Linked DNA regions of Homo sapiens: region 2 is linked to region 1. A link is a contact called in ENCODE Hi-C data. All regions are on one chromosome and are shown on one strand. The core of a region is the stretch at or near the end of the contact, and the rest is flanking DNA. Distances in the headings are between cores, read along the strand shown.

Region 1 (5,793 bases), core at 1,786-4,285:
GCCTCTTTGTCACTAGTATTCCAGTCTTTCTCCTTCCAACAGCCTGGTCAATTAGCCAAGTTACCCACCATTAACAATAAGTTGAATTTTTGTGTATTCTTACATAGAACCACCTCTTTTTTATACAAAGAGGATGAGTGAGTCCATCAGCTGATTTGTCCGTGGGATGTATTTCTCCTAAGTACTATCTTTCAAAGTCACTCCTTAATGGATCAGTAACACATCTACAGTTCATTTTTGGCATACCAACTTTACTCATTTATGAACTAACTTGGCTTTCATCCCCCACCAGCTGGTCATAAGGGATCATCCACGTAGCTACAAGTGTAAGCTTAGGGAAAGTGCACCACATTGCAATAGTAGTGCACTAACATCAGTGGACTTCGCATCACCTCTTTGTGCTTTTTTTTTTTTTTTTTTTTTTTTTTTGAGACGGAGTCTCACTCTGTCGCCCAGTCTGGAGTGCAGTGGCGTGATCTCCGCTCACTGCAAGCTCTGCCCCCCGGGGTTCATGCCATTCTCCTGCCTCAGCCTCCTGAGTAGCTGAGACTACAGGTGCCTGCCACCACACCTGGCTAATTTTTTTGTATTTTTAGTAGAGACGGGGTTTCACAGTGTTTGCCGGGATGGTCTCAATCTCCTGACCTTGTGATCCGCCTGCCTCGGCCTCCCAAAGTGCTGGGATTACAGGTGTGAGCCACCATGCCCGGCCCCCTCTTTGTGCTCTTTCAGTTGTGCTTGATGGTCTTACTTGTGTCTTAGCATGGGCATACGTCTTTCTGTTATGTGAGTAGAATTAGCACTCAAAGTGTGGCATATGCTGCCTCCGGGGTTTCAGGAGGTCACTACATGTGGTACTTTCTTCTTGGTGGTAAAAGATAAAAAATGCTTTAGTTTGTCTATTAACTGAGAGAGGCTGTCGCAATTTTTCCTATACCGCAGGATCCCTAAAAACTTCTCTAATGTTTAAGATTCCTACTTTTTTGTATGGGTGTTTATCTCTATCCTTTCCCACCTAAAGAGCACTGTGTTTTGACAAGAATGCCAATATACTTGCATTTCATGCTCGTCTACCTGATTAATATATTGTCATTGATATAGTGGGTCAATAAAATATTATGCAAAATATCCAAAGAAAATAAGTATTTTCAAATTATAGATTTATTATAGAAGATGGAAGAGAATATATTTGCCACATAAATACTACATACTTGATAATCGAATCCAGGTTAATCTTAATCTTCCCTGGTAAAAACACTGCACCTGACATAAAACTTTAAACTGATGTTTCTACTTGGTTGAGATTGGAGTCCACAGTAGTCCTCCATGACCCTTTTCGTTACACACACAAAAGTAGCCAGTAAGAGAATCCAGTTTACAGAGAATGCTCTATTTATAAATAAATCTTGTGAGTTACCTTTCCTCTGGGTACTATTACAGTTCACTTCAGATGAAAATTTTAACAATAACTTGCTACAGCATGTCAGGGACCATCAACATTTCATCTGCAACCAGTGATGTGGTTCCTATTGTGATGCAGACAGTGATGAATCCAACTCTAGAATTTCTTATTGGCAATCTGTTTTCTAGAATCTTTTCTCACTTACAAGTAAGAACACAGTATCTGGTTTTCTGTTGCTGTGTTAATTTGCTCAGGATAATGGCTTCCAGATGCATCCATGTTGCTCCAGAGGACACGATTTTGTTCTTTTTTTGTGGCTGTGTAGTATTCCCTGGTGTACATGTATCACATTTTCTTTATCCAACCTTCTGTTGGCACCTGGGTTGGTTTCATGTCTTTGCTATTGTTTGACACACTTTTTAGTTGTGTTGTTTGTTTTCTTATTGAGTTTCAAGAATTCTTGTGTCTTTTGCAAATATTTTCTTCCAATTAGCAACTTATAATAAAATGTTAAGTCCCAAGATAATAAGGTGGGTATCAAATGCATCTGCTAGAATAGCCCAATGACATTTAATAAGTCTATTTGCTTCAGATAACTTAACATGGAGAATATGTAATCTCATTTATCTTATGGGAGTTGATCGTCTTCTCCAGACATGGGAACTAGCAATGAGTGGGCTTATCCCTGCTCATTGTTTTAAATTTCTATTCATTTCTTATTCACAGATATATGTATTTTGTATTTGAGCCATGTTGTGTCTTTTATATTATTATTCCATTAAATTGTATTAATTAAAATTATTTTATTATTAATGTAAGGCTTTCCATTATTTTAACCAAAGTTTTTCTTTTTAACTTAGAAATATGCTTTAAGAAATACTTAAAACAGTTATATATATATCCTTATTTTATACATTTTTACTTAAATTGTCTTCACATTTTTATATTGTTTCATAGCCTTAAATAATTATTATTTAATTTAAACCATGATGGAACTGACATATAAAATAGAAATATGTGAATAAAACGCAGGATACTCCTCGGACGGTTCTAGTGAATGCAATATAATGTGGAAGGCATGTAGTTTTGAGACACTGCTTTAAAAATCTAACAGAGTACGACAGGCTATGTCTATTTCAATGTTAATATTTTGCCAAAAATGGATCATACAAATAAGTGGAATGACTGGTAAACCATTTTATAGTTTGTAAAGTGCTTTTCTAAATATTTGATACTTATAGATTACTATCTCCATTTTGTGGATGATTAAGCTAAGATGAAGAACGTTTAAGTGGTTTGACTTAGAATTGGACATAAAGTGTTTTGATTATAGATAACATGTTATTTTAACTATATTTTCCAACCTCTACAAATCCCATGTGTCAAGCTTCTTCAACTTCAAATGTTTACCTTTCAGATGAGTAGTCTCCCTGTAGTTTGTCTCACAATTTGCCTCTAGTTTCTGTTAAGGTACAATGAATACAAAGTAATGTACCAGCCCCAGGCCTAACCCTTTCTGTGTAAGCTTGATTACTCTCAAGGGTCTAGTCACCTGAGGAAAAGAGAAGTAGGTACCTCTAGATAAAGTGGAAGTGAAAGTGGAGAATTCTTGTTTTTATCCTTCAGGAACTTACTGAGCATCTGGTTCTGGTAAGGTTAAGGAGCTATAAATCCTTTTGGAAACCTAAATCTAAGGTTTGTTAAACTGCTTATATCTGAATACATGTCTATGGGGAGGAAGAGTAAGTGGTTTCAGTGTGTGTGCATACATGAAGAGTGAATATATTATGCCCTGACGGTTAAACAAGAAGGTTAAATATCGGGGTGTTTTTCTAATGCCCTAATATCAGTAGAGATTTATTTACTTAATAATATGACAAATAAAAGCAAGCCTTATTGTCAATTAAAAAATATAAATTACTCTTGTCCAATCTAGGACTTGATGTCTGGAAGGAAAATGGCTAAGGAAGTTTTATTGAAGTAGTTATTCATCTCTGCTATTTACTGATTATCTTCATTGTGTTAGAGACTATCAGACAGCCTAACATAACTCTGAGGTAGATACCATTGTTTACCACATTTCACAGAAGAGCAAACAACTGCTTAAGCAGCTTTCCCAGATTCACACAGGGTAAATTGCCATGCTGAGATTTAAACCAAGGTGTTTGTGCGTTAGCTTGAGAACTGATTTTTGCCTTAAAGAATAGCAATTCTAAGTGGTATGGGAAATATTTTACCTGAGGACTGCCTTCCTTGAAACATTCTCTTCTTTTGGCATCTACTATATTCCACCTCTCTGTATATTCTACCTCCATATATTCCACCTCTCTGAATATTCCTTTGCAAGATCCTCTCAACAATCTTACTGCTCCTCAGGGTTCTATGAGTTTTAAATTTTGTATTATGTACATTTTTACTGTATGATTTCATTTACTCTTTGGTTTCAGATACCACCTATCATGTCAGTACTTCTGAATAAACAGCCTTGATGAGCTATCTCTTCTGAAGTTCATCCACATCCAAATGCATGCTCTGTGTAAGAATGACTTTACCGCTTAAAATATGAGTGAAAAGAATGGACATCAATATCCCTTAGTTGTTGCCAGAGAAAAAAAGGGAGAAAGTGCTAAGAAATGATTCTACATATTTTATATTTCTTCCATTCACATTTATTCTTTACATATTTGCTGAGAGCCTTTTATATTCCACGTGTCATGTTGATGACAGATACATGGGGATAAATAAAACCTTTTTATACCTTTTAACATGGAGTAGTCAATGTGCATGGTAGTAATGGAGTTTGGTAGGGTAGGGTTACATGAAAGTAGTACGTTATAAAACACTGCAGAATCTTCCACAATAAAAAATGCACTAGAGATGCATTCCCTGAAAGACCTGAGTCAATATCCCTCAGCAAAAGACGAAAATAAAAAGGAATAAGAGTTAAGTGCATTCAGAGGTGAGAACTTATTTTATGACTACTGACATGGGATCAGAATTGAATTTGCTAAGAAAACACAGTCCAGCAAATAACAGGAGAATGCTTTTAATGACATCTCACAATCTGCTACCGTCTCCACATTATACTTACCCTGGGTTTTGCATTAGGTTCACTACCATGGTGGGAGATTAATGAGTCATGCTCAAACTGTTCAAGGCCCTTTTCCATGTAGAAGATGCAGAGCTATTCACAAGTTGCCAAAATGTCTCTTAGTACCTAGCAAAAGTAAAATATATTGGCCCAAGGCTGCTTGTTATTTACTATGTACTTTTTTCAATTATCCTCTAAAAAATCACAAAATACAGTATGAATTCACAGTTAAGCTTCCATATAAAGGAGCTCAATCAATTTCCAGTGTCTCCTGTGTTTTCCACTGAAGGTTGATGACTTTTTTCTCTTGCAAGTTGAAGTTTAAAAAATTCTGGAGTGAGGATAGCTTGTCTTCTTCTCTCTAGCCTTCCATTGGCTCTACCTTCATCTTTTGTATTTTTGTTATTTTTAATTAAAATTATTAATTTCATAATTTTAATTTATGCATTTACTAAGGAAGCTTATTAAATATAGGCGGAATTTATAATGATTGTCTTAGAGATTTGTGTTTCTCTGACAGTTTTACCAATTTTTACCTGTTTACCTTGAAGGCCAAAAACTTGATGATAAGTTGCAAGATTGCATATTTTACTTCTGAAAGTAAACTTGTATGCTTTTTAAAAGAGACTCTAAAATAAAATCAGGTTCTGTTTATTATGTAGGCAAAATTTTAATGCTTCATTTCCAACAGAAATTGGGTGGTTTGGATTTTTTTCATTTAGCATTTATTTGACTAAATATGCATTTATTTGACTAATTTCTCTGACTAATTAAATACAGAGATATAAGATTAAATAATCCAATCAAGATGGATAAGATTAACATGAACACAATACTACTGTAGAGCTTCAAATGGTTTCTTGAAATAAAATGGTAGCCTGAAGTGTGAACCATAAGTGTTTAAGCGAGGAGGTGCCACATTTAATACATGAATATGTACGTGAAGAAATAAGAATACGTAACTCCAAAGTACTTATCCACTGCTCCATTTCTCCAACATGTTCTATTGGAAACTACTGTGTAATCAATGCTAATATTTACAGATACTTGTTTGTGGTTTATGAACCTAGATCTCTGTTTGGAACTTCATAAATAACTATAAATATCAAAACCTACCAAGATTGTATTCATTTTACAGATTTAAAATAACGCCCAAATAAGTTAAATAATTTAAAATCAAATGAAAGGGCAAATGTGTTTGAACAGAAATCGTTGTTTATTTTTATATAACACTTGATGTAACATGTATATTTACTCATGTATAAAATGTGCATAAGTACCTACCTCATAAGTATAAGAG
Region 2 (5,563 bases), core at 71-2,570, 44 kb after region 1:
GAGGGGAGAGACATGCCGGGCAAAGCGGTGGACAACGGCCAGGTTGATGATGGGCAGGTAGAAGATGATCACTGCACAGATGTGTGAAACACAAGTATTGAGAGCCTTAAGCTGCTCCTTTTTGGATGCAATTCCCAGTACAGTCTTGAGGATCAGGGTGTAAGACACAGCAATGAGAATAAAGTCTACCATAAGGCAGAGTGCTCCAAAAAAGCCATAGATAACATCAATTCTGTTGTCAGAACAGGCCAACTTCATGACATCCTGGTGGAGACAGTAGGAATGGGATAATTGGTTTTTCTTGCAATATCTCAAGTTTCTTAAAGTGAAAGGGAAGGGAAGAACCAGGAGCATGCTCTTAAAGGAGAATACTATCCCTATTTGGGCAACTCTGACAGTTGTCAGGATTGAGGTGTATCTCAGAGGGTTGTGGATGGCTAGGAATCTATCAAATGACATGATCAGGAGGACTGAGGACTCCAGTACTGAGAATCCATGAATGAAGAATTCCTGGGCAAAGCAGGCATTGGATGAAATTTCAGGAGCATTGAACAGGAAGATGCTTAACACAGTGGGCAGAGATGATAAAGACAAACCCAAGTCTGACATAGCCAACATGGAAAGAAAATAGTACATGGGCTCATGCAAGGAGGGCTCTGTCTTGATGATAAAAAGAATGGTGCCATTTCCTAGAATAGCAATAAGATACATGCTGCAGATGGGGATAGAGATCCAGATGTGTGCATATTCTAGCCCTGGCATCCCAACCAAGAAGAAGGTGGTGATTTCAACATATGATGTGTTGATAATGGACATGATTCATTCATAGGGCTCTGCTATGAAAAATACAGATGCTTGTGTTGGTAAAATAGGAATATCTGTAAATTTAGTAGAAAAAAAGCAGTGTTAAAATTTGTGGCTTCTTTCAGCTTTCTTTTGAGAGAACAAAGCATTTATGTGGCTATCATCATGAAGAGAGATGGTTGGTTGCTGCTTTGGACTATAATCTGTCGTATAATACATTGGAAAAATTATTTCTGGACATGTTATTTCTATAGAGAATCCAGATTTAAATTTTGTATTTAGTTACGCATCTGATTTCATTTTTTCCTGTAAAATATTAGTAAACGCTGGTCAATTAACTGGAATCTTCTATTTCTTGCTCTCAGATCTATGTTCTGACCTTCAGTTCTATGTGATTAATTGCCAGTAATAATAGTCAAATGAAAGCTAAATAAATGAGAATACCTGGGTACTTACCAGTAAGTGGATATGTTTGTAAGCACTTTTGATAAAAGCTAAATAATTCTGATATACAAACCCAAGGTATTGTTGAACTTGTCCACCACAAAAGACTCCTCTTATATATAAGGGCTTGTCTTATTCTTTCTACCTAACCACTGGCTCTGGGATTACTGAGTTCTCTGGGGATTGCAGCAAGGCTAGATTTTGTCTGACAATAAGAATAAACATTTGCAGATGCAGTAAATCTACAGAGATGGTTGATACCAAGGAAACAAACATCTAGGTCTGTAATAAGGAACAATTTTGTTGGAGAGGTCTTTAATTGCCTGGTATTAGATAGACATGGTAAATTATCTGCAAAACTAGGATACTTCTGATGGATAGTTGGCTTGTGTATTACTCGTCTGCACAAGGCCAAGTCTAAGCAGAGATGCTGTGAGTTGATTCTGTATTCAAGGAAGTGTTGCAGGACAAACATCCTAGGACATAATGTGTTATCCTAGATTTTATTCCTGAATCCTGGATCCATCTCCCCAGACCCATTAGACATCACTAATTAAATATCCTTAAAACCAACTTGTCCAACTTATACAAGTTTTTCTCCCTTACCAAATCTTCCCTGTTTAAGGGACCTACTTCGGTAATAAGACTTTATGTTTAAGAATCTACAAGCCAAAAATCTGAGCTTCTTTGTCTTACACACAATAATGACCAATATTTCTTAGAAAATTAAATTGTTTTACTTACTGAGTTCCATTACCAGATGATGATTTGGAATCTTGAAATTTTTTAAATAATATTATCAAGTTATATCATTATCTTCATTTTACTGATGAAGAAAATTTTTCTCAAGATGAAGTCTTCTGTTTAAGATCACAGAAGTGTTGTAGGGTAGAGGTAAGATAGCAACTCAGGTCTGTTATATTACTGATAATTAAGTATATAGCACGCTATCAGGTTTGCCAAGCAATATTTAAGGAGTTATGAACTGAATGTACAGCTGGAATTGTGTATTATTTTTAGCATTCTAAACTGACTACTAGTTGATTCTAGTGGATAAGATGAAACATTTGGTCCTACAGTTGCAAATCTTTGCAACAGTGAAAATCATGCTAGTATAGAGATCCTAAGGAAAAGGCTCTTGAGGAGAAAAAAACTATATACTCACCTCTATTAGTAAATAGTCATTGGAAGGATTTCAATATTTACTTGACTAAAGAGTGGAAATATAAGAATGTATTACCATAACCTTCCCATAAATTCTTTTAAACTATGTGATGATTACTTCTTAGTTGCCAATTGCCTACTGTTTGCATCCCCAATGAAAATAAGCCCCACTTGGTTATGTTGTCAAGAATTCTCTCCTTCCACTGTTGCTTTTTCTCTTAGCTTTCTCCAGGTACTTCTTATTAAAGAGATAGCAGAAAGTTTGTGTATGTTTGTGTGTGTGAAAATTGCTTTGACAAGGACATGTGCTCATTGGCTCAATGTTCATGTGTTCATTGGCTCAATGTTCAACTTTGTGGACCAAATCAATTTGTTTCATGACAATTTAAAGTAAGCTACAGTAAGACAGGCAGTGCATTACTATCATGGTGGATGGCATATAGTAGCTTATTAAATACTTGTTGAATGAATAAATGATTGTATTTTTTAAACTGGCATCTTTTTTATCTTTATTATTATTTTTCCCATTGTGCTACGTTTGCTATGAAATAAAAATATGGGTTTTAGCAATTGTAAAAACTATTCTCAAGGATTTTTACATTGTAATCTAGTATTAATTTTCAACTTAATTTACATAATATGTTTTAAAAGTGTTATTTATGTACAAAGAATATTAATATACAGCTATAATTATAATAATAAAATGAGGCATGTATATTAATTATTAATATCTCATTCTAGAGACGTGAAGTATTGTTCTTGTAAAAAACAAAATGTTGCAAATCAGTTGAGGTTTCTCTTGGCCCCATATACTGAAATAATAGTGAAGGGGGGCAAATCATACAGATGAGATACAGCTAAAGCAGTTCCTATACAGAAAATTATAGGTTAAATTTATTTATTAGGAAATAAGAGTTGAAAAATCAAAAAATGTAACTTCTATTTCAAGAAGATAGTGAAGGAATAACAACAAAATCTCCAAAAAAATGAAGAAAATAAACTGGTAAAATCAGAAATGAATAAAATAGAAATATGATATAAAATAATGTCATCAAAGCAGAAATTTCATTCCTTAACAAGTTTTAAAAAATCCATAATTTAACAAAACTGAAAGAATAAAGAGATAAAACACTAAACTTATTTTAATGTATACCATTTGAACTAATGTATGTATACCCATTTCAGGGTATACATACCCATTTCAGGTACCCAGAATATGCCATTTGAACTAATGGCACTTATTCCGGAGTCATGAAAATTTTACATTTCAATCTTTATGGTAAGGCATTAGAATCACCCAGGGAGCTCTCAAAAGTTGTGATATTCAGGTTCACTTGATTTATGACAGTGACACAATTCTATAAGGAATAGATGGTATTTACAATAGATAGAGCAATTTAAATGCAAGTAGAAAGAAAGAAATCTTGAGTTTTATCAAAACATTAATTTGAGTTGGACAATAGGCCTAAGTATTCAAGGTAAAACAAAAAATCTTGTAGAAAAACTATGGTAATATTTTCATGATTTGGGATAACCATGGATACAACCAGGAAAAACAAATTTCATAGACAGAATTAATTAATAGAAAGCATTTCCATGGAAAGACCTCTGGGAATAAATAATATCATCATATGGAATAGTACTCAGCCTTAAAAAAAGGATGAAATTCTGTCATTTGCTACAACATGGATGGAACTGGAGAACATTATGTTAAATAAAATAAGCCAGGCACAGAAAGACAAACACTGCATGTTCTCACTTAGATGTGGAATCTAAAACAATTGAACTCATAGAAACAAAGTAGCATGATGAATACTAGATGATGGGGATGGGGGGAGTCTGGAGATGATAGTCAAAAGGTAAAAAGTTAGAAAGAATAAATTCGATTATTTTATAACAATAGCACAGCATGCTGAATATAGCTAATATTTGAGTCCTCTGTATTTCAATATTTCTAAGAGTAAATTTCTAATGTTCTCATCAAAAAAAAATATTATTATTATATATATCTGACAAATGATATGTAAAGAACTGCAAATGAATAAGTAAAATTCAGTAAAAAATAGGCAATGCACTTGACTTGCACTGTTCAATTTGCATTTGGAAAAATGCAAATTAATATCACAATGAGGTATTATATCATACCCATTAGAATGGCTAACATCAAAAAGAATAACAATCCCAAATTGTGGTGAATATGTGGAGAACTAGAATGCTTACACTTTGCTATTAGATGTGTAAATCAGTGCAAGTTCTTTGGTGACAAAGTTTAGCATTATCTTCTATAGGTACATAAATACCTACCCTATGACTTAAAATATCATTTCTAAAAAAGTTAGTTCCTGTTTCAAGCAAACACATTCTAAGAATGTCTATAGGAACTTTATCATATTAGCCAACATTTGAAAAAGACTCTAATATTCATCAACATGTGAATGGGTAAAATTGAATTAGGTATTCTGATTTAATTGACTATGATGTTAACCTGAATATCACAACTTTTGAGAGCTCCCTGGGTGATTTTAATGCCTTACCATAAAGATTGAAATGTAAAATTTTCATGACTCCAGAATAAGTGCCATTAGTTCAAATGGCATATTTCTGGGTACCTGTCTGTCTTTGATGGCTTGATTTCTCCATGAGTCACAATTACTGCTAGGTACAAAGGTACTTAATCACTGATGCAGAATAATGTATGCTTTTTAAAGTGCTACCAGTGAACTCTCTCCAGGCTGTTACATAAACTGATTTCTTAGATTATCATTTAGTGATCATTTTTTGTAAATAATATTTTTGTTATTATTGTTTCTCACTGAAGTGATTCTGCCATTATTGGCTGTTCTAGTAGATAAATACTGGGTTGTTAGGTTTCTTAAAAAATAATTTTTATGTTGTTTGTTCCTGTCTGATACCATTTCTCCAAACTTTCTGGAAAGAGAATGGCCATTTTAATATATCACAGTCACAGTGATAGGGGTTGTGGCACAGAGATTGGCATATGAACCAATTGCACCAGTCACATTAAGTTTTTATCCTTGGTATACTGATTACTTCTGCTTAGAATATTAAGGAAGCTATTAAACATTTTTCTTTTAAGTGGATCTGAGAGTGACAGTTCTCTCTCCTCTCTTCATTGAGAGAGAAAAAGTGC

The links. Hi-C counts contacts between places; a loop is a spot of excess contacts on that map. Pooled maps may share reads with other maps.
Region 2: a map of breast epithelium shows a loop between it and region 1 (36-fold over the local background). The contact joins the promoter of OR51A4 here to the promoter of OR51A7 in region 1. A Hi-C loop is called at or near these places in 1 of 168 maps with a recorded cell type or tissue (breast epithelium) and 1 of 50 pooled maps.

Annotation. Positions count from the first base shown.
Region 1 is chr11:4,900,748-4,906,540 of GRCh38, forward strand. It overlaps OR51A7 (olfactory receptor family 51 subfamily A member 7), which reads left to right and starts at 3,036. Exons shown (of 2, transcript NM_001004749.2): 1 at 3,036-3,097. All of the region lies in intron 2 of MMP26 (matrix metallopeptidase 26), which reads left to right.
Region 2 is chr11:4,946,285-4,951,847 of GRCh38, forward strand. It overlaps OR51A4 (olfactory receptor family 51 subfamily A member 4), which reads right to left and starts at 1,321. Exons shown (of 2, transcript NM_001005329.2): 1 at 1,261-1,321; 2 at 1-878. The coding sequence starts at 816. All of the region lies in intron 2 of MMP26 (matrix metallopeptidase 26), which reads left to right.